Regions from separate parts of the Homo sapiens genome. Here all the other regions are linked to region 1. A link is a loop called in an ENCODE intact Hi-C map of the cell type or tissue named here. Cell type or tissue: PC-3. All regions are shown on one strand. Each heading gives the region's core, and the rest is flanking DNA. Links, peaks and the distances in the headings are about the cores only. Region 1 overlaps CHN2 (chimerin 2). Region 2 overlaps CHN2 (chimerin 2). Region 3 overlaps CHN2 (chimerin 2).

Evidence for each region. A loop is a pair of places that touch in the nucleus more often than their neighbours do. Peaks named below come from ENCODE experiments on the same cell type or tissue, not always from the same donor. Only the 100,000 strongest peaks of a DNase experiment are listed, where the experiment ranks them.
Region 2: a loop joins it to region 1, with 2.8 times the contacts of the local background. A loop is called at or near these places in 8 of 110 quality-filtered maps.
Region 3: it touches region 1 in a loop (6-fold over the local background); 3 of 110 quality-filtered maps call a loop at or near these places.

Annotation. Positions count from the first base shown.
Region 1 is chr7:29,282,547-29,288,939 of GRCh38, reverse strand. All of the region lies in intron 1 of CHN2 (chimerin 2), which reads right to left. Among named protein-coding and RNA genes, the nearest start is that of CHN2-AS1, 77 kb to the right of the region's middle. RefSeq lists an enhancer at 1-585. In PC-3, for the core only: no CTCF peak of the experiment used is centred there; DNase peaks (open chromatin) are centred at 1,359 and 3,319; H3K4me3 peaks cover 247 bases; H3K27ac peaks cover 3,630 bases.
Region 2 is chr7:29,342,827-29,349,219 of GRCh38, reverse strand. All of the region lies in intron 1 of CHN2 (chimerin 2), which reads right to left. Among named protein-coding and RNA genes, the nearest start is that of CHN2-AS1, 140 kb to the right of the region's middle. In PC-3, for the core only: a CTCF peak has its summit at 3,403 (motif pointing right); a DNase peak (open chromatin) is centred at 3,429.
Region 3 is chr7:29,221,655-29,228,047 of GRCh38, reverse strand. The region is part of intron 1 of CHN2 (chimerin 2); the gene reads right to left. Among named protein-coding and RNA genes, the nearest start is that of CHN2-AS1, 16 kb to the right of the region's middle. In PC-3, for the core only: no CTCF peak of the experiment used is centred there; a DNase peak (open chromatin) is centred at 3,087; H3K27ac peaks cover 1,902 bases.

The DNA of each region.
Region 1 (6,393 bases), core at 845-5,844:
TAGTTGAGTTGGCACGATGAAGCGTGTCCACACACAGCCAAATGCTCAATCTCATCTATTTCTCCCTTGCCCCTCTCACTCCTGCAAATCCCCTGAGTGCCCACTACATGCCTGGCCTGGCTTTCCATTCTAAGAAAAAGGAAGACTAACACTGTTGTGGCTTCTGTCTTCCCAGCCCTCTGAACTGGTTCTACTTATTTGCTTTGTCTCCATTTCTTTGTCTCCATTGTCTCTAGTTTACTATTTGTTTTCAATTCTGGTTCCTTATTGTTCCTCTCTGTGTGCTCCCTGCTAATTAAAGCTGACTAGAGCCACTGCTGCTATTCTCAGCTGAAATGGCCAAGCCCCTTGATTATTAAGACAGTGAGGACTCAGGAAGACCACATGGATTTTTGAGACAGAAGAAAATGGGGGGAAAAAAAGAGTAAACAAATCCCTTTGGATATAGAAAGAAAAGAGATGGGAGTAACCCTAAAATATACACCACAAATTCTAAGGAATCACAAAACGCAGATGAGTCTCATTAACAGCTACATTTTTCTAATTTCTTTTGCATCATTTCACAACCACAGAGAAAATTAAACATGTTATTTAAGATGCTTAAGAAAGCTCTTACACACTTCAAAATTAATAAGGAAGGAACCTCAGCTATCACATCCTGCCTGTTTTACAGACTGGGAAACCAGCGAGAATTGACTTGTCCAAGGCCACACAGCCAAGCAGTTGCTGAACCCAATGGAGATTCCCAGGTTTTCTTATTTGCTCCCTATTCCCACACACAGCTCCAGCCAACTACCCACCTTCCCCATTCAGTGTGTTTTTAAATTTTTATTTATGTCTAATATACTAATATATTTATTTTAATTTTTCATAGTTTATTTTTTCATATTGTCATTTTAAATACTGCATGAATTGGAAATAAAGGACATAAAGTATATGCTTGTTATGAAAATCTAATTGCAGTGTTCTGAGGTTCCTTAAATAATTGTGACATGCAGTATTTTTTAAAGACATGCTGAAGACCAAATTGCAAACAAATGCAAGCAAGAAGATAGGAAGAAGAAGGAAATTAGCCAGTTCCAAGACCTTGCTCATTGCTGGACAATAATCAAGAAAGGAATATCTAAGTTTGGATTATTTCTATCTTAGGGTCATTAAGGAAGACAAAATTTAAACCTGAATATGAATTTGATTTCACTGAGTCTACTAGTTAGGACTCTTTGGGTTAAGTGACAACAAACACAACCCAAACGGACTATCAGCAAAAGAAAATTTATTGTTCTTTGAGCTGAAAAAAATCAAGGGGTGGGTCTCATTTTAGTCATGTCTTGGCATAGGGCTCAAATGATGACTAACACTTGTATAGTACATACCAAATGCTGGGTGCTGTTCTCAGCATTTCACATGACTCACCTGACCCTCACTAAGACTCCATGAGTAGGTATCATAACAATTCCCACTTCACAAATGAGTAAACTGAGGCACAGAGACCAATCTGGATAGAGTGACCACATTTGTAAGTGGCAGAACAATTCAAACCCAAGAAATCTGGCTGAGTCTAGAATGTAGTCACTTCCCCCTCATGCCCCCAGAGTTCAGTTTGCCTCCATCTCCCATCTCCACTTTCTCTGTGTTAGTGCCATCCTCTTTCAGATCCCCACTTCCTGGGGGCAAGGTGGCTCAGATGGCTTGAGCCTCAAAACCTGAAAAGTTCAGTGAAGAAGACCAAGCGTATTTTTGCCAGGAGACTCAGCAAAAGTCTCTCTGCCCTCTTGGTGCCTTGAATCAAACAAGGGAGAATATAAGGTTCTGATTGGCCAGACCTAAGCTGCATACCCGTATAAAGTAGAGCATAGAGGGGACTCCACCAGAAACAAATGGACTAAAAATACAGGAGAAGAAAAGGGTCCCCATCCCCAGGGGAAGGGAGATAGTTATTAGAGATGGTAAATGAATACTAGGTGAATGCTGCACTGTCAAATTTAACCACAACTAAAACACTTCTTTTTCAATGATCAAACAGAAGCTCTTGGTCTTCAGGTAGCATAGGTATCCTATAAGACCCATGGCAACTTTCACGTTTATATAAATGAATGTGAATAAAGGAGAAAGGTATATGAAAAAATAAACCAAGACAGGCTTGTGATATATTTATAATCGCAGACTATCTCCACCAAGCCCACTCATATGGGCTTTATGGTCTCTCTAAAGGAATTGTGGAATCACAGCATCTCCACTTTAGGGTGGATCTGGGAACTCATCCATCCCAAGATGCCACATGGAGCAGTGCTGTCAAGAACAATGACCCCACTTTACAAAGCAAGTCTTATTTTTCCCCTTACCCTCTGTTTTAATATAAGGTGTGGCTGGTAGAGAAATGGTGAAATGAGAGGAAGAAAGGGTAAGGCTGCAGAAGACGCTGGCTTCGCCCCTGCCCCACGGAAACCTCAGAGGTAAACACAGCCTTGTCCCTTCATCTCCCTCCCCACCCCATCCCCACATGCAGACCCCACCTTTCCCTGCACCCCTCCCACCTATGCAACTTGTCCTGACTTTTACACTGGAGCCCTACCCTATTTCTTATGATAAGATACCCCAAAAAGATTCCTCCTCTGAAATAAAGATGAGGCCTGCCACAGTCATTTAGGTACTCCAAGGTTCACTGGTATCCTCTAAGTAGTCTTTACCTTTTCCCAAGGGAATCTGAGTAAGGGGAAAAAAAAAAAAGATGAGAGAGAATGGAATCATGGGGGGCGGGGGGGAATGGTGTTTATCTAAGGAGGAGCAAACTATAAAAGGGTGGGTATGAGGCACATCCTCGAAAAGAGGCTCCTACATGTTTGTGGGCATGCAGGAGGAGCTCTAGTGACCTCCTGGCTTGGGAAGGCAGAGAAATGGACTTAATGCCTGTACTTGGCGGCCAGGAAATAGTTCATTATGTTTCTGGTGGTACCTTTATGAGTTGGATCACTGCCATTAGATGATACAATTAGTTGGATTTGTAAGTTTTTGAAGGACCCAAACACTGGGAATAGTCATCAATATGGTGCTAGAGGGCTCTGACCTCAGCCCTGTCTGGTTCCAAAATTCTGTCAATAACTCCGATGAGGATATTTATGGCATATTTGTCCAATTGAGAGTTGAGGTGATGCTAGGGAGAAGAGCAATATTGTTGGATGACATAATCAGGATCATCCAAGATATGCACCAGATCCCTGATGAGACACAATGGTGATGAATGTGAAGCCTGTATTCAGGTTAAAATAAACACACCTAAGTACATGTTGGTGAAGACATACCCTAGCAACCACATATGTGAAAAGGGAATTTTGATTGACTCTGCGTGTGGTATGAGTCAGCACTGCATTGTGGTTGCGAAAAAGCAAATGTGGTCTAACGCTGCATTCATGGAAACAGAATATTTAGACTGTGGCTTATGCTAGGCTTGCCGTATTTTATGTGAAGCAGACCACACCAAAAATTTTGTGCTTAGTTCCTGACCTGACTCTAAGAGAAACACAGGCAAACACTAGGAGAGAAGGGACTGGCAGCTCCTTTGTGGTCATGGAGATGTTTTGTCTGGAAAATAGAAGGCTTCCATGAAACGTGAGAACTGTCTTTAATGAGTGATGCATTCTCCTATGGAAAAAGAGTTCCATTTGCTCTGTGTATCACCTATGACTGGACCTGGACCAATAGTGGGAATTACGGTGAGCCAGATTTCAATGCCACAGAAGACTTTCCAAAGGAACAAGGTGTCAGGATGTTGTAGAGGGAAATGTAAAGATGAGTTGTTGGATCAGATCAGTGGTTCTCAAACTGTGTTCCCCAGAGATTCCTCAAGGAGAGGAGTGCAAAGAACAGAAGCGGCTCACACACCCCACAGCAAGTAGAGCAGCTCCCCCAGTCTGCTTGCACAGTGGCCATCTGCTGCAAAGGAAAAGTTTGATTAAACAACTGGGCTAGATCAAAGTTCCCCATTCAACCCTGAAGTTCCAGGATTTAGTGATTTTTGAGATGACGTCTCTGAAGAGGCTGCCTGGAGAAGGGAGGATGCATGTGAGCTCTGCAGCCAGAATCACGAGGTTCAGATCCTTGTGCATTCATCTGTTATTGCTACAGAACAAATTAACACAAACTTAGCAGCTTAAAACGACACCCACTCACTAGCTCACAGTTGCTGTGGGTCAGAAGTCCAGGTGTGGCTTGGCTGGGTCCTCTGCTCCAGGTTTCCCAGGTTGAAATCATGGAGTCAGCTAGACCGTGTTCCTTTCTTGAGCTCAGGATTCTCCTCTCAACTCATGTGGTTGTTAGCAGAATTCACTTCGCTGAGACTGATGACTGAGGTCCCCATTTCCTTGCTAGTTGTTGGCCAGGGACCACTCTGAGCAACCTTAAGCCTATTCTCAGGTTCTGGCCACGTGGCCCCTTCCCATAGGCTGTTCACAACAGGCTGTTTGGTTCTTCAGGGTCAGCAGAAGAATCTGGAGCTTCAATTATCTTTCTTTAGGGAAAACCTGGAGCCTCTTTTAAAGAGCTTGCCTAGGCCAAATGTGGTGGCTCATGCCTGTAATCCCAGCACTTTGGGAGGTCGAGGCAGGCAGATCACCTGAGGTTAGGAGTTTGAGACCAGCCTGGCCAACGTGGTGAAACCCCATCTCTACTAAAAAACAAAAATTATCCAAGCATGGTGGTGCACACCTGTAATCCCAGCTACTTGGGAGGCTGAGGCAGGAGAATCGCTTGAACCCAGAAGGTGGAGGTTGTAGTGAGGGGAGATCGCACCACTGCACTTCAGCCTGGGACAGAGCCAGACTCCGTCTCAAAAAATAAAAATAAAATAAGTAAAAATACAAAAATTAGCTAGGCGTGGTGACGCATGTCTGTAGTCCCAGCTACAGACAGGGAGGGAGGCTGAGACAGGAGAATCGCTTGAACCTGGGAGGCAGAGGTTGCAGTGAGCCACTCCAGAGTGAGACTGTGTCTCAAAAAAAAAAAAAAAAAAAAAAAAAAAAAAGAGCTTGGCTGGGAACGGTGGCTCCTGCCTGTAATCCCAACATTTTGGGAGGCAGAGGCAGGCGGATCACGAGGTCAGGAGTTCAAGACCAGCTTGGCTAACATAGGGAAACCCCATCTCTACTAAAAATACAAAAATTAGGCAGGCATGGTGGTGCATGCCTTTAGTCTCAGCTACTCGGGAGGCTGAGGCTGGAGAATTGCTTGAACTCGGGAGGTGGAGGTTGTGGTGAGCCAAGATTGTGCCACTGCAGTCCAGCCTGGGCAACAGAGCAAGACTCCATCTCAATAAAAATGACAATAAAAATAAAAATATAAATATAAAGAGCTTGCATATTTAGGTCAGGCCCATCCCGGACGTCTCCCTTTTGATTAACCCAAAATCAACTGATTAGGGACCTTACTTATTATCTGCAAATATCTCTTTATCCTTGCTGTATAATGTAACCTAATAAAGAGAGTGAAATCCCATCATTTTTACTAGTCCTGTCCACATGGAAGGGGAGAGGATTCTACAGATCGTGTATACCAACCGAGGGGAAACTTGGGGGCAGACCATCTTAGAATTCTGCGAATCAAACCTAGCTTTTCCGCTCAGTGCTTCTGGCCTTGGGTGAGCTGCTCAGCTACGTCCTCTGTCTAGTGGGGAAAATGATTTCTCAAGGGGTTGCTAAGGCAGCTAAACAAGTTAATACACAAAGCACTCAGAACAGTCACCTGCCACCAGGTAAGCACGTAAGGAAAGCTCTAAGGTACTGTTATGCAGGAATACACGGTATTCCCAGGACTGACTGACTCCAGTGGAGGTCAGACATCGACGCACTCTCAGGCAGAAGCAGCACGAGGGGGTCAGATAACACAGCTTCCAGGAGAGGTGGCTTCTCTTTTCTCTCCTACTGGCCAGCTGTCCTCTTTGCTGCCACTTTTGCTATTTGGCTTTCACTTCCTCTACCACTCGGGCCATCCACCACCTGCTGATATTGTTCCTTTTCTCTGTTTTCATTTTCTTCTTCTTCTCCAATCTTTTTCATCTTTCTCTGTTGCTTCTTTCACGATTCCTATTTTTTACACTGGAAGATTTATCGTTATTAGCTATTGCCAGCAAATAAGATTATGTCTTTCTCTGTCGCGTGATCTTCATGGCATTTGTTCTTTTTGTTAGTATAAACTGCTCACAGGCTCTTAAAATATTTTTTAAAGCCTATATTTGGTATTGCTTCAGATGATTAAAGGTATCAAATTTATTTTCCCTTTAGGTAAAAAATTCTCCTTTACTGAACAGATACATCAGAAAATAATGTTTTATCTTTCAAAATAATTCAGCATTGGAATTTGCTTTTAATAGAAAAATCCACCAGTACAGTTAAAACATTATTT
Region 2 (6,393 bases), core at 837-5,836, 60 kb before region 1:
ACAGAACGACAACAACAAAAGAGAGATTACTCCAGATAAAGAGTGCCATAAGAAAATTTCCTACTGAAGGGTGGGCGTAAGATAAATTAGGAGAAAAAATAACATACAATGTGTAGTCTCATGCCTGGCATACAGTAAATGCTAAACTTGCTGTTATTATCTACATTTAATGATAAGAAACTACTTATGCTACATTGTTAAGTATTAACAAATCAGGTTATAAAATAATTTATTAAATATAATCTCATTTTTAAGAAAAGGTAAATATTCATATATGTAGAAATTATCAAGGAGGCAATAAACCCAATTATTAAGGCTTGCTATACCTGATAGTAAAAATACTTGTGATTTCTATTTTCTTCTTCTGCTTACTTGTATTTTACAATTTTCTGTATATATTGCTTATATAAAAATTAAAAATAATGAGAAATAAATTTGTAGGAGTGCTAGTTTTTTTTAAAAGTACACTGACTAAATAAATCACCACCTCAAAAATAAAGTAGATATAAAAAGACCCAACAAAAATAACTGTTGTAATAACACACACAGCATGTACAGTATTCGTGCAGGAAGAGCTAGGAGTGAGACAAAAGACAGTTATTTCTGCTGCAAAAGGTCATGTCCGATTCCTTTGGCCCTCTTTTAAAAATTCTGTGAAACAAATATCAACGAGTAATTCTAAGCAGGCTGGGAAACAGGTGTCTCCTCTCATGAAAGGATGGGGAAGGAGGGGGAAGATACAGATGCTTAGAAAATGATCAAAACCTTTAAAAAATGGGTAATAAGACCGTTGAAATAATCCATAAAGAATCTGAACATGTTAAGAAAAGAAAAGAAGAGGAAAGAAAAGCGGGTTAAAGGGGCCTGGAAGTGCAGGTTAAGACTTGAAAGCCACCTTAAGAAAACCTTACGTGCTAAAGTTTTAACTAAACCCCAAAAAGATGATGCTGCTGTTCTGGTCTTTGAGGGAAAACAAAGAATTCTGGGATTAGCCTACAGAAAGCTCCTCCATGTCTGAGAAAGACTAGGGAACAATCGGGGCAATAGGGAATAGGTGGCATAAAAGCTCATCTTCCTGGTTCAAGAGCACAGCAAAAATAAAGTAATACCTCCGTTGTTTTTACTGAACTTTAAAGTAATACACCATTGCTGAAAAACAGAAAAAGTCCAATAATTTAAACATGTACACTGTAGAAAGTTCCCAACCTGAGGGGGAAAAAAAAGCACCATTAAGAGATTTGTGTGAATCCTTCCAGATTTTGTTCTGTGAATAGCTAGAATAAAAATTTACAAAAATGGTTTCATACCATACATACTGTTCTGCAATTTGCTGTTTGAATTTCATGATATTGTTTTAGCATCTATCCATGTCAGCGCACATAGATCTATGTTATTTTCTTTTTATAACTGTTGCTTGGACTTCCATTACATGAGTATAGCAAAATATACTTAGTTCATTTATGTAATAATTTCTAATTGATGGACATTGAGACTATTTTCCACTTTGGGCTATGATATGGCTTCGGTCTGCGTCAATTCAAGTTTCATCTTGAAAACTGTAATCCTTACGTGTTGAGGGAGGGACCCCGGTAGGAGGTGATTGGATCATGGGGGTGGTTTCCCCCATGCTGTTCTGATGATAGTGGGTGAGTTTTCACGAGATTTGATGGCTTAAAAGTGGCACTTCTTTCTTTGCTCTCTCTCTCCCTTGCCACCTTGTGAAGAAGGTGCCTGCTTCCCCTCCGCCTTCCACCATGATTGTAAGTTTCCTGAGGCCTCCCCAGCCATGCAGATCTGTGAGTCAATTACACCTCTTTCCTTTATAAATTACCCAGTCTCAGGCATTCTTTATAGCAGTGTGGAAATGGACTGATACAGTCCACTATAAACAATGCCACACTGATACAGGTGCAGTATAGATTCAGGGAAGTTGAACTGCTGGGTGAAGGGTCTCTGTATTTTTTATTTTAAAAGGTCATTTTATTTTAAAATGGCCTTCAAAATAAGTTAGGTCAATTGAAATTCTCAGCAACGGGTACAAGAATGCCCATTTCCCCACACCCTCTCTCACCAACACTGGGCTGTTATCAATATGCTCTTAATTTTTGATGCCTTAAGACTCAGTTAGAAAACTCACAGATGAGACTAAGTATGCATTTGCAGGGAAGCAAATGGAGACACAGAACGCTCCTGGAAGTGAACCTGTGGAAACATATGGCCATGGAGTGCAGGGAACATACGCGAATCCACACGTTTGGATGGCTGCAGCTGGAAGGCTGTATTCTTCCAGGCATTTTTAGCTCCAGAAATATGTTGATTTGATGGAATCACCTGAGGAGCAAGTGTAAAGGAATTTGGAGACTGATTAATGAAGAAAAATTAAAGAACACATGTGCTCCACTTGGCAAAGTGACAACTGAAGAGGAAATACCTGCAAACATCTGGGAGAGCCAGATTCCTTCACTCGGCTCAGTGGAGGATGACTCGACTCACAGAAAAACACAGGTAGAGGCTTTGGAAAATGAAAGGAGCCAAAGTTTCACCGATGTAGAGAATGAGCTATCAAGGAAGTTGAAGATGACCTATTTTTAAAGAACATTTCAAATAAAGCTGTGTATATGGCATCATTTAAGAAACAGAGGGGAAGGACTGGGTTTCTCCCTCTGCCATCCCCTCTCCCAGAAAAGCCAGATCTGTGCTGTCACTTTTGATTTACTGATGCATACATTTGTAAATGGGCTGCAGTAGGCTTCTTCCAGGGAAGTTGGGTGAAAACAGGTTTTTCAGTCAAGCATGGAACAGCCTCACGATGAGATGACAGTTCAGAATTTGTTGGGTGATTAGCTTAATGGGCCCAGAATGGGTTGGGATCCAAATGAAAGCAAACAACAACAGCAGGAGTGGGATGTTGTGTCTGTGCACATGCTACAATATGTCTTTGATACATACATTATGCCCACGCTTGGGTCCTCAGCAGCACGTCCTCATGGACAGAGTGTACAGCCTGTAGCTATGATCTTGTCAGGCCAGCACGGCCAAATGGTGCCAGGCCTGAGCTGCGAGACTACCTGGAGGTCATCCTGACTGCTGCAAAACACCCAGATCTGAAGGCTGTTAGAGACCTTGCTTGCTAATGCTGGTTCCCTGCACTCCCCTGAGAAATTAGACATCCATGTATTCTCTTTGGAAACTCTGCTTGGGTAAGGGATGAAGGCCTGCTGTCAGTCTGACTATGAAACTCATAGCACGGATTTTTCTAACTGCTTGAGTCCCACTTGCAGAGAATAGTTAGTAAGACAAATTCCAGGAATTACTGCTGGACCCTGAGGCTGGGCCCCAAAGACAAGGGAAGTAAGTGACTTTCTGAAGATGATGAAGCCATGGAGGGCCTTGGGCTGGAGCCTGTGGTCACTAGAGGGCACCGGGGCCACATGGAGCTTCTGTCTTGAGCTACTTATTCTGTACACAGAGGCATGATGAGATTCTCCCATTCAACAGGTACTTATTGGATAAATGCAACGAGCCAGTCCTCGGGCACAATACGGTGAACAGGTAGAGAGGCCTTACGAAACTCTGCACGATCTGGCCCCCGGTCAGCATCCCCTGGTCATCGCATTTGTCTCTCCTCTTGCCCTTTAGCCCTCATCCACTCTGGCTTTTCTTTTGCTCCTCGAACACACCAAGACCATACCAGTCTTAGGGATGTCATGCAGTCTCTTCCCTCTCGCGTGCACACTGCTGGCTTCCTTATCATGGGATCTCAGCGTAAATGCTCTGGCTCCTCAGAGACATCTTCCTGGACCCACCAACCTACAGCATTTCCCCAGATACTCTCTTCAATTCTCTGTAGAGCCTTTTCACCATCCGAAACGTTTTGCTGTGTGGTTATATATTTCTTTGTTTACGTTTTGTCTTCCCATGCTAGACAGATAGCACTGTGAGAGTAGGAACCTATTTATCTTGTCCTCCAATGTGTGGGTCAGCCTTAGCCTGTTGGGTACTTTTTGTGAATTAGAAAAAGCTGTCTTTTTCAGGCAGGTGTACAGCTTGGCAATTAGACAGCACCTGTGTGTAGAGAAGATGTTTCCTCTGAGGGACAGAGCCCCAAGCCAGAGCATGTGGCCTGGAGAGGGGAGCCCAGGCTGTGTTCAGCCCCCACTTGCCCTCTCAGCTAGGCACAAATGGCACAACTGAAGTGGCCATGACTGCTGTATCCCAGGACACAGCAGGTGCTCAAAGTGTTGGACAAGTAAAAGACAGAAACCCAAAACTTGCATTCTTCTGAGGGTCCCAAACAAATAACAAGGCAACTGTAACATAGCAAGAGGATGCATACAAGGAGCATTGATGGTGGTAGGACTCCTCAGCCTTTGGAAGGCTGCATGGGGCAGGGGCAGTCAGGCTCTTCCCACACCTTGACGGATCACCTCTGCCTTGAGTAGCCCTGTCCAGGGTCCTTCAAGAGCAGTCTCAGAGGAGTGAAACCTAAGAGCAAGGCCTAAAGTCCCCAAAGACAAAGAGAAGAGTAAGTTCTGTTACCACAGCACGTGGAGCCCAGTCAAGCAGATAGGCTATTGCCTGGACATCTACTGCAGAAGCCCACAGTAAGGAGTGTCTATGTGGATGGATAGGCTCTTGGAGGATACACAAGCTGAGGTGTGGCCTGCAGGAACCAGAGGCAAGACAGGACATGGCACTGAGAGCCAGAAGTGTCTCAGCTTGCTGGCTGAAACAGGCTCTGTTGTGTCTGGATGGGTGGCCAGAGGGTGTTTTGGAGGGGTGAGGGATTATATTAAAGAAGTAAGTAGGGGCCAGATAATTAAGCGTTTTACAACCATGCTAAGGACTTACCTCTTCTAAAGGGCAGGGAAAATGCAAGCGGGGATAATACAGAGTCCAGACTGTATTTGAGAAGGATCATTGCAGTTGAGAGTGAAAGTGGACTGGAGGATGAGAAGATGGGAGAAAGAGAAGAGAAGAGGCAGTGAGACCAATCAAGGGACTGTCCAGTAACCGAGGAAGGTGACATTAATGATCTGAACTTGAATGGTGGCAGTGGAGACGGAGAAAATGGGATGGACTTGAAGGACACGGAGAAGACAGAATCTACAGGCCTTGATGACAAGCTGGACATGGACAGGGAAGGAAAGGAGGGAACATGACTTCTGGCTTGGGCAGAGGAAGATGAATGGTTTTTGGCTTAAGCATCTGGATGGGTAGTGATGCCATTCACAGAAAGGGGCAGACCAGGGGAGAAGCAGGCCTGGCAGACAGCAAGGCTCTCAGCTTTTGCTGCTGGAAAGCGATGGCTGAGGAATGGCCAAGTGAACATCTCTAAGAGACCTGCAGTTCAGAAAAGAGGCCTGGACTGGAGATCCAGGAATGGAAACCCCAGCATACATATGGCAGCTGTAGCCACTAAAGTAGATGACATGACACAGGGGGAACATGAGAGTGGGGGAGGGAAGGCTTTGACAGAGCCCCTGAGGAGCACCAGCACTGAAGGGATGAGAAGAAGAGGGAAAGAGGCAGAGACCAGAGCGATAGGAGAGAAACCCCAAGATGGGGCGACATGAAAGGCAAAGCACAAGACATTTAAAAAGGGGGAAGTGGTTAACAGAGGCAGCAGCTGCTCCAGTGAGATACACATGGAGAGAGCTGTTGCTGCAGCAACATGGGGGTTTCTCATGACCTTGCAATGGGGTATGGGTGGAAGCCACAGGCAAGTGATGTGAAGGTCAAGTAGAAATTGAGAAAATAGAGCTTGTAAGAGGGAGGTTTGATGGAGAAATGAAAGCAAATGGTGGCAATACAGGGAGACAAGGGGTTGAGGGAAAGAAAAGACACAGGAGCTTCAATTTGGTTATCATCGTCATTACCTTTGCCAAACCACTGGCCATGTCCCTGATCTCCCTCTCTCCCGAGGCACTCTCCCTACTTGCTGGTACAAAATGCAGATTTATCACAGCCAGCTGGAGATGCTTTCCTGGTGGACAATTTCCTCTTTTATTATTCACACACTTCCTCCCCTGCTTTCTTTGGAGACAACCTCACCACCACTACTTCTATTCAACCTAGAGGCCTGTCTCTCCTCCCCAGACATTTGCCTTCCAGTAGCTCCCTGCCTCTTTACAAATTATTTTCATCAAAGGAATGTTTTCCTGGCCTTCCTCCAGAAGAAGCCCTTTTGGGTATTCATTTATTCATCCAACAAATATTTACCCAGAGCTTACGCCCTAACTGGCACAAAATAGTGCACTAGACATGGGTGCAGATATAAAGGCAAGATGCAGAATCTAACCACAGGAATCAGTTAGGAGAAGAAATAAGACATCAACTTATTCATTCATCCAATGAGCACTAACTGACTGCCTGCTGGGTATCCGGCCCCTG
Region 3 (6,393 bases), core at 841-5,840, 61 kb after region 1:
AGAACTCAGAAAATATATAGGGCTGAGAATTTGTCATACAATCTGAAGCCTTTAACTTAACAATAAGCTTGTTGGATGCCAGCATCCATGAATGAAGGAAGATTTTTCAATCTTGATTTATTAATGGGAAACCCAGGCTAAAACAATGAAAGAGTGAAATTCTTTTGAACTTGGACTACAGATACTTGGTGTGTATCACTTGGGTTGTTTCTATTCCAAGTGACAGATGACAGAAGCACCAATTCCAATTGGCTTAAGCTAAAGAGGGGAGGGAAAAGTGCTGAGGAAGTCAAAAGGTCAGGAATAGAACTTCAACCACTACTGGATTCAGGTTCCAAAAAGGAAAATCAGAATTCAGTTCTCCATCTCTCAGCTCTGCCTCCACAGGTGTGTGGTCTATCTCGGGTCCCAGGCAGGTGACAGCAAAATGACTACAGTTCAAATCCAGCAAGCAAAAGCTAGAGCAATGGCCAATAATTCCAATGAGGTCATCTTCCCTTTCTGGCCCAATCCCTGAGGTTCTGGGCGAAGCTGGTCATGAGCCACCTCAGGAAGCTGCAGACCTATATGGACTTACGATAAAGTGGGCACCATAAGAAAATTAGGGGCTTTTACCATGAGAAGGAGTAGTTCTAGACAGCAGACAAACCTTTAACAGGAACTCAGTACGTCCATCCCTCTAGAACAAGGAACAATTTAATGATGTACAGGATGCTGCTGCCAGAAAGGAGATCACTGAGTTGGGAAAGTGACTCTAAGTCAGAAAAATATGAAAATGGAATCTGGATAGTTTAATGTAGGCTGCAGTGCCCAGCAAGGCATGGAGACATCTTCTCAATAAGCTGCCTGCTGCCAGCGGGGTGCACCACTATTACAGTGGGAGCTATTGGGAAAACAAGATCCACAAACTCTGCTGAAACACATGGTCTGCAGTAATGCTACACTAGACACTGAAGTAGAATAGGCCTAGAATAGTCTAACAAAATGACAGCATCATGTCCCATATTGCCATAGGTCTAATGTCTTGAGGTCAGGGACCATTTATGACACCCTCATGTGCACAGCAGTGACAGGAACTGTGTGTGTGTATTCATTACAACTCCATTCTGAAAACACGAATGCCTCCTACCTATGTTACAGTGTTGGCAGCCTTTTTCATTCTCCATTTTGTAGATAGGACACTTAAGGACTAGGTGAAGGACACTCATTTCAGGGGAAAACAAAGACAAAAATAAGTTATCAAAAAACCTTACAATAAAATTATCTTCGTTATGTTAATTATTTGGGGCATACATGGAAGACATTAAGAGCAAAATTAGGATCACCAGGATAATTCCAGAGGAAATTCGAAAAGTCATAGCATAGGCAAATTGATATAAATTTGACTCTGATTGTATAAATGGATTTTGATTTTGATTTTTTTATATTGAGTGAGTGTTCCACTCCCTACGTTGCTATATATGTAACAGCATATGACATTTTAGCCATGCTCTTAAAATACACAGACTCAAACTGATGCTGGTGGTTACTGTGCACTGAAAATAAATAGGATAAAGCTCTGTGACGTTTCCAAGATGGAACTAAGACAGTAACTGTCTTCATGGCAGGAAATATTGTTTATTTTTCTATTTAAAAAAAATTAGATGTGCTGTTTTTCAGCTGACTATAAAAAATCAGTGACTCTTGTTTGTGTTTCATGCTGCTGTACTCTGTGGGCTTGGCTATCCCCAGTATTACCTAGTTTACATAATGGAAGTTTTCAAAAAGCCTAAATACTTAAGGACTTTTGTTCATTTTTCCCCGCTCATAATAATAGATTTCTGAAAGATCATTTTAAAATGTTAAATTTCCCTTCATTTTTCAAAGTATTTGTAACACTACAGGCAATCAATTGAGAAAAGACAGCTCATTGTTCTGTGTTTTTTCCCCACAGAGAATTTATGTCTCAAAAGATATTTTTTAAGAAGAAAGGTTATTTAATACGTCTCCCTTGCCAGCCCAGAAATTGTTATAAATTCAAAATTCATTCTTGTACAATGTTCTTAATTATAAGATAAGTAATCTTTCTGTGTTAGTTTAATTCTATCCTATTTATGTTCTCAAGTAGAATGACACATTGCAAATACCATTTGGGGAGTTTTATTAATAAACGCCTAATCCCATGCCTTGTAGGACATGTCTCAGAATAATGTTTTAACTACAGTAATGCTCAGTGACTAACACCCTTTCAATAGTAACTGTCCCCTCAACGTGAGGCAAGGCATCTTTTCCAGTGTGATTAGTGGTGATTCCTCAAAAAAGGGTCTCAAAGTGCTCACAGCAGGTGATTAGCTCCAGTCTCCTTGCACCTTCATAAGGTAGCAAGGATTATCAGCTTTGCTCTACTTCTGGATTAGGTTTTCCATATCCTGTAAAACCAGGATAGGAAACGAAGAGCGATGCTAAACTACAGCACTAATGTCCTATACAATCAAACTCAGTTTTGCAAAACAAATATTTGGAGATAATGCTCTAAACATGCATATACACATCTCTGTTGAAATGGATAGTCAGAAGGCACTCAGGCACACACATTTGCACACAGTTTTTCATATATTGGTTTTGGTGGGCTGATCTGGGAACTTCATCACTGTATATGATATTGTTTGCTATTGTTTCTTTTAGAGTCCGTACATATATATGAGCCCAAACAACTACTCTATAATAAAGTTTGCAGATTTGGTAGCAACAAATCTTTCCAGGCTAATTCTCTATGTCCAGGTACAACACAACAATGTTATGATTAGGCCATGCTTTCCTCCTCTTGATTTAGACAAATTATGGATTAATTTAAATTATTCGTGAAGTATTTGATGACAATCAGGAGAAAAAATTACATTCATATTCTATCTGTTTTAAATCTATAAGGAGTTTGAAAAGGGCTCCTTTTCAGATCTCTGGCTTTAGCAATTGCCTGCAACTAAAAGCAATCTTGCTGTGATTGAAAATGGAGGTGTCAACTCAGGCAGGCTACAAATTGCCAACACAGGGAACAGTCATTTTAAATTACTTCCAAAGCCCAGATAAATTCTCCTGAATGGAAATCTGCCTTTATCCTTATTTTCTCTCTCCGGAGATGATATGTGTTTTACTCATTATGAATCATTCTCTCCATTCCTTTCTACTAAGGTAAAGAACAATGAGAAAAATACAGACAGCACTATGCTGGGCTCTGTTTATGGCATAAGGCATATAACAAATAAGATTATCTTGTGATTTAACATATGAAAAAATATAACATGTTTGAATAGCACTTTAGCAACTATAAGATTATTTTAAATATAGAAATGAAAACATGGTGGAGAATTCTTTAACTTTATCCCCATATGGATTAGCTGTTATAGGCCATTTCAATTGTTCCTCACAATAATCTCTTTGGTAAACAGAGAAGATATAACATTCCATAATTTCTGCAGATATTTAAAACTGAGACAAAGATATTAAGTGACTAGGGTCACACAGTTAGTAATGGCAGAAATGGCTCCTGAACCTTTAGCTTCTGAATTTCTCTCCTGTAATCTTTCCTTAAACCAAGCAGGATTTAGAAATAAGCTCGGAGCATTCAACACACATAGAAAAAAATGTTTGTACTGTGAAGTTCCTTCTCACTATAACTTAATGTTACTTAGTTATGAATATAACTTAACTAAAATTTAACAGTATCTGACCATGGCCTAAAAGTCTATCCTTTTCAGTTATATTTACTGTGTTTACACAGAGTATCACTTAATCACAAACTGTTTCATAATTTTTCATAATTGGAACATTTCTGGAGGAAAAAGGAACTATATTAATGATTAAGAAGTAAGGGCTTCTTAATTTGGACAGCAATCCCACCTAATTGTTCGTGTTTCAGAAGTAGCCCTTAGAATGTTCCAATTTTAGAACATCAGCTGTGACAGTCCTTCCCGCCATGTTCATTTGCTGCTGCTACTCCTGCAGTGTTTTCAACAGTCTGGCCCACCTTTCCCTTGATGAAAGTCTTCCTGTTCTTGAAATAGAAAAGATTTGAATTTTACTGCCTATAGGGTTTTAGAGAGCCAAGTCAAAAGAATTTTAAGAGTTTTAAGTCAATAAGAAATGGTGCATGGGTATGGTGTCAATACATCGCAACTAAAATTTTTGTTCACTGCTGGTGGAAGGGCAAACTAGTGAAAGCACTTTAGAAACCTGCTGAGCAGTATTGTGTAAAGCTGAATATATTATATGTACCTCATGACCTAGCAATTCCATGTGTATATAACAGAAATCTGTGCATATGTGCATATATAAGAATATTCATAGCAATATTTTTTGTAATAATCCCAACTTGGAAGCAACCCAAGAGTCTATCAATCACAGAATTACTAAGTGTATACAATTAAATTTATAGAAATTGGAATCCCCTACAGCAATAAAAAAGAATGAACCACAGGTAGACATAATATATAGATAAATCTCAACATATGGATGTTGAGTAAAATAACCCAAATATGAAAGTGTACATAAGTAAATCTTATATGATTCCATGCATATAAAATTCAAAAACAGGCAAAATTAATTTACAGCTATGAAGTCAGCATAGTGATTGATATGGGGAGTGGTGATAATTAGTGTTTCATTGGAAGACCTGAGTATATTAGCTACATCTACCTGGATGGTATGAGAAGGCTGTGGACACAAGGCAAGACTAAATGAGAGGGGTTTGGGATGCCACTGCCAAAAATTGGAAGAAGACCTGATCATATAGGGTTTGAACCATAAGGACAGAGTGGACAGAGTGAATTATTTTCTCCAAGTCACCAAAAATCTGTGATAATAGCTTGACATTGTCAGTCTTTTACATGTTAGCAATTCTGGTGGGTGGGTGGTGATATATCATTGTTATTTTTATTTGCATTTCTCTCATGACTAATAGTGTTGAGCATCTTTTTATGTTTACAGTAAACTGTGATATTCTCTTCTCTGAAAGCTTTTTCAAGTATTTTGCCCAAATTTTAATTGGGTTGAGTGTACTTTTCCAACTGCTGTGTAAGATTCTTGATATATTCTGGATACAAGTACTTTGTCAGATATGCATATATCTGTAACCATTACTGCTGAACTCTATTCTATTCCTTTGCTCTATTCATGTATCCTTGAGCCAATATCATACTATCTTAATTATTGCAGCTTTATAATAAGTCAATATCTAACAACATAAGTTCTCCATGTTTTTTCTTCTTTAGTTAGTATTGCTTCAGTTATTCTTGGTGTTTTGTATTTCCACTTAAATTTTTGAACCAGCCTGATAATTTTCACAAAAATTAACTGATTTTTATTGGGATTGCATTGAATCTATTAATCAAATTAGGGGAAACTATCTTTACAATCCTCTAATCCAGGCACATGATTATATCACTCCATTTATTTAAATAATCTTCAGTTTTTCTCAATATATTTTGCAGTTTTCACGGTGAAGGTTTTGAACATCTCTCATTGGATTTACTGTTTCTTATTTCTGAGTTCTCTATTCCATTCCATTGCTCTGTGTGTCTGTGCTGTTTTGGTTACTGTAGCCTTGTAGTATAGTTTGAAGTCAGGTAGCATGATGCCTCCCACTTTGTTCTTTTTGCTTAGGATTGTCTTGGCTATTCAGGCTCTTTTTTGGGCTCCATATTAATTTTTAAATATTTTTTCTAATTCTGTGAAGAAAGTCAATGGTAGCTTAATGGGAATAGCATTGAATCTATAAATTACTTTGGGCAGTATGGTCATTTTCACGATATTGATTCTTGCTATCCATGAGCATGTAATCTTTTTCCATTTGTTTGTGTCCTCTCTGATTTCCTTGAGCAGTGGTTTGTAGTTCTCCTTGAAGAGGTCCTTCACTTCCCTTGTTAGCTGTATTCCTAGGTATTTTATTCTTTTTGTAGCAATTGTGAATGGGAGATCCTTCCTGATTTGGCTCTCTGTTTGCCTGTTATTTGTGTATAGAAATGCAAGCAATTTTTGCACATTGATTTTAAAGATCTAGAAGCAGAAATACCATTTGACCCAGCAATTCCATTACTGGGTATATGTCCAAAAGAATATAAATCATTCTATGATAAAGATACATGCATGCGTATGTTCACTGCAGCACTATTCACAACAGCAAAGACATGGAATCAACCCAAATGCCCATCAATGATAGACTGGATAAAGAAAATGTAGTATGTATACACCATGGAATACTATGCAGCCATAAAAAGGAATGAGATCATGTCCTCTGCAGGGACATGAATGGAGCTGGAAGCTGTTTTCCTCAGCAAACGAATGCAGGAACAGAAAACCAAACATCCCATGTTCTCACTTTTAAATAGGAGCTGAACAATGAGAACACATTGCCATATG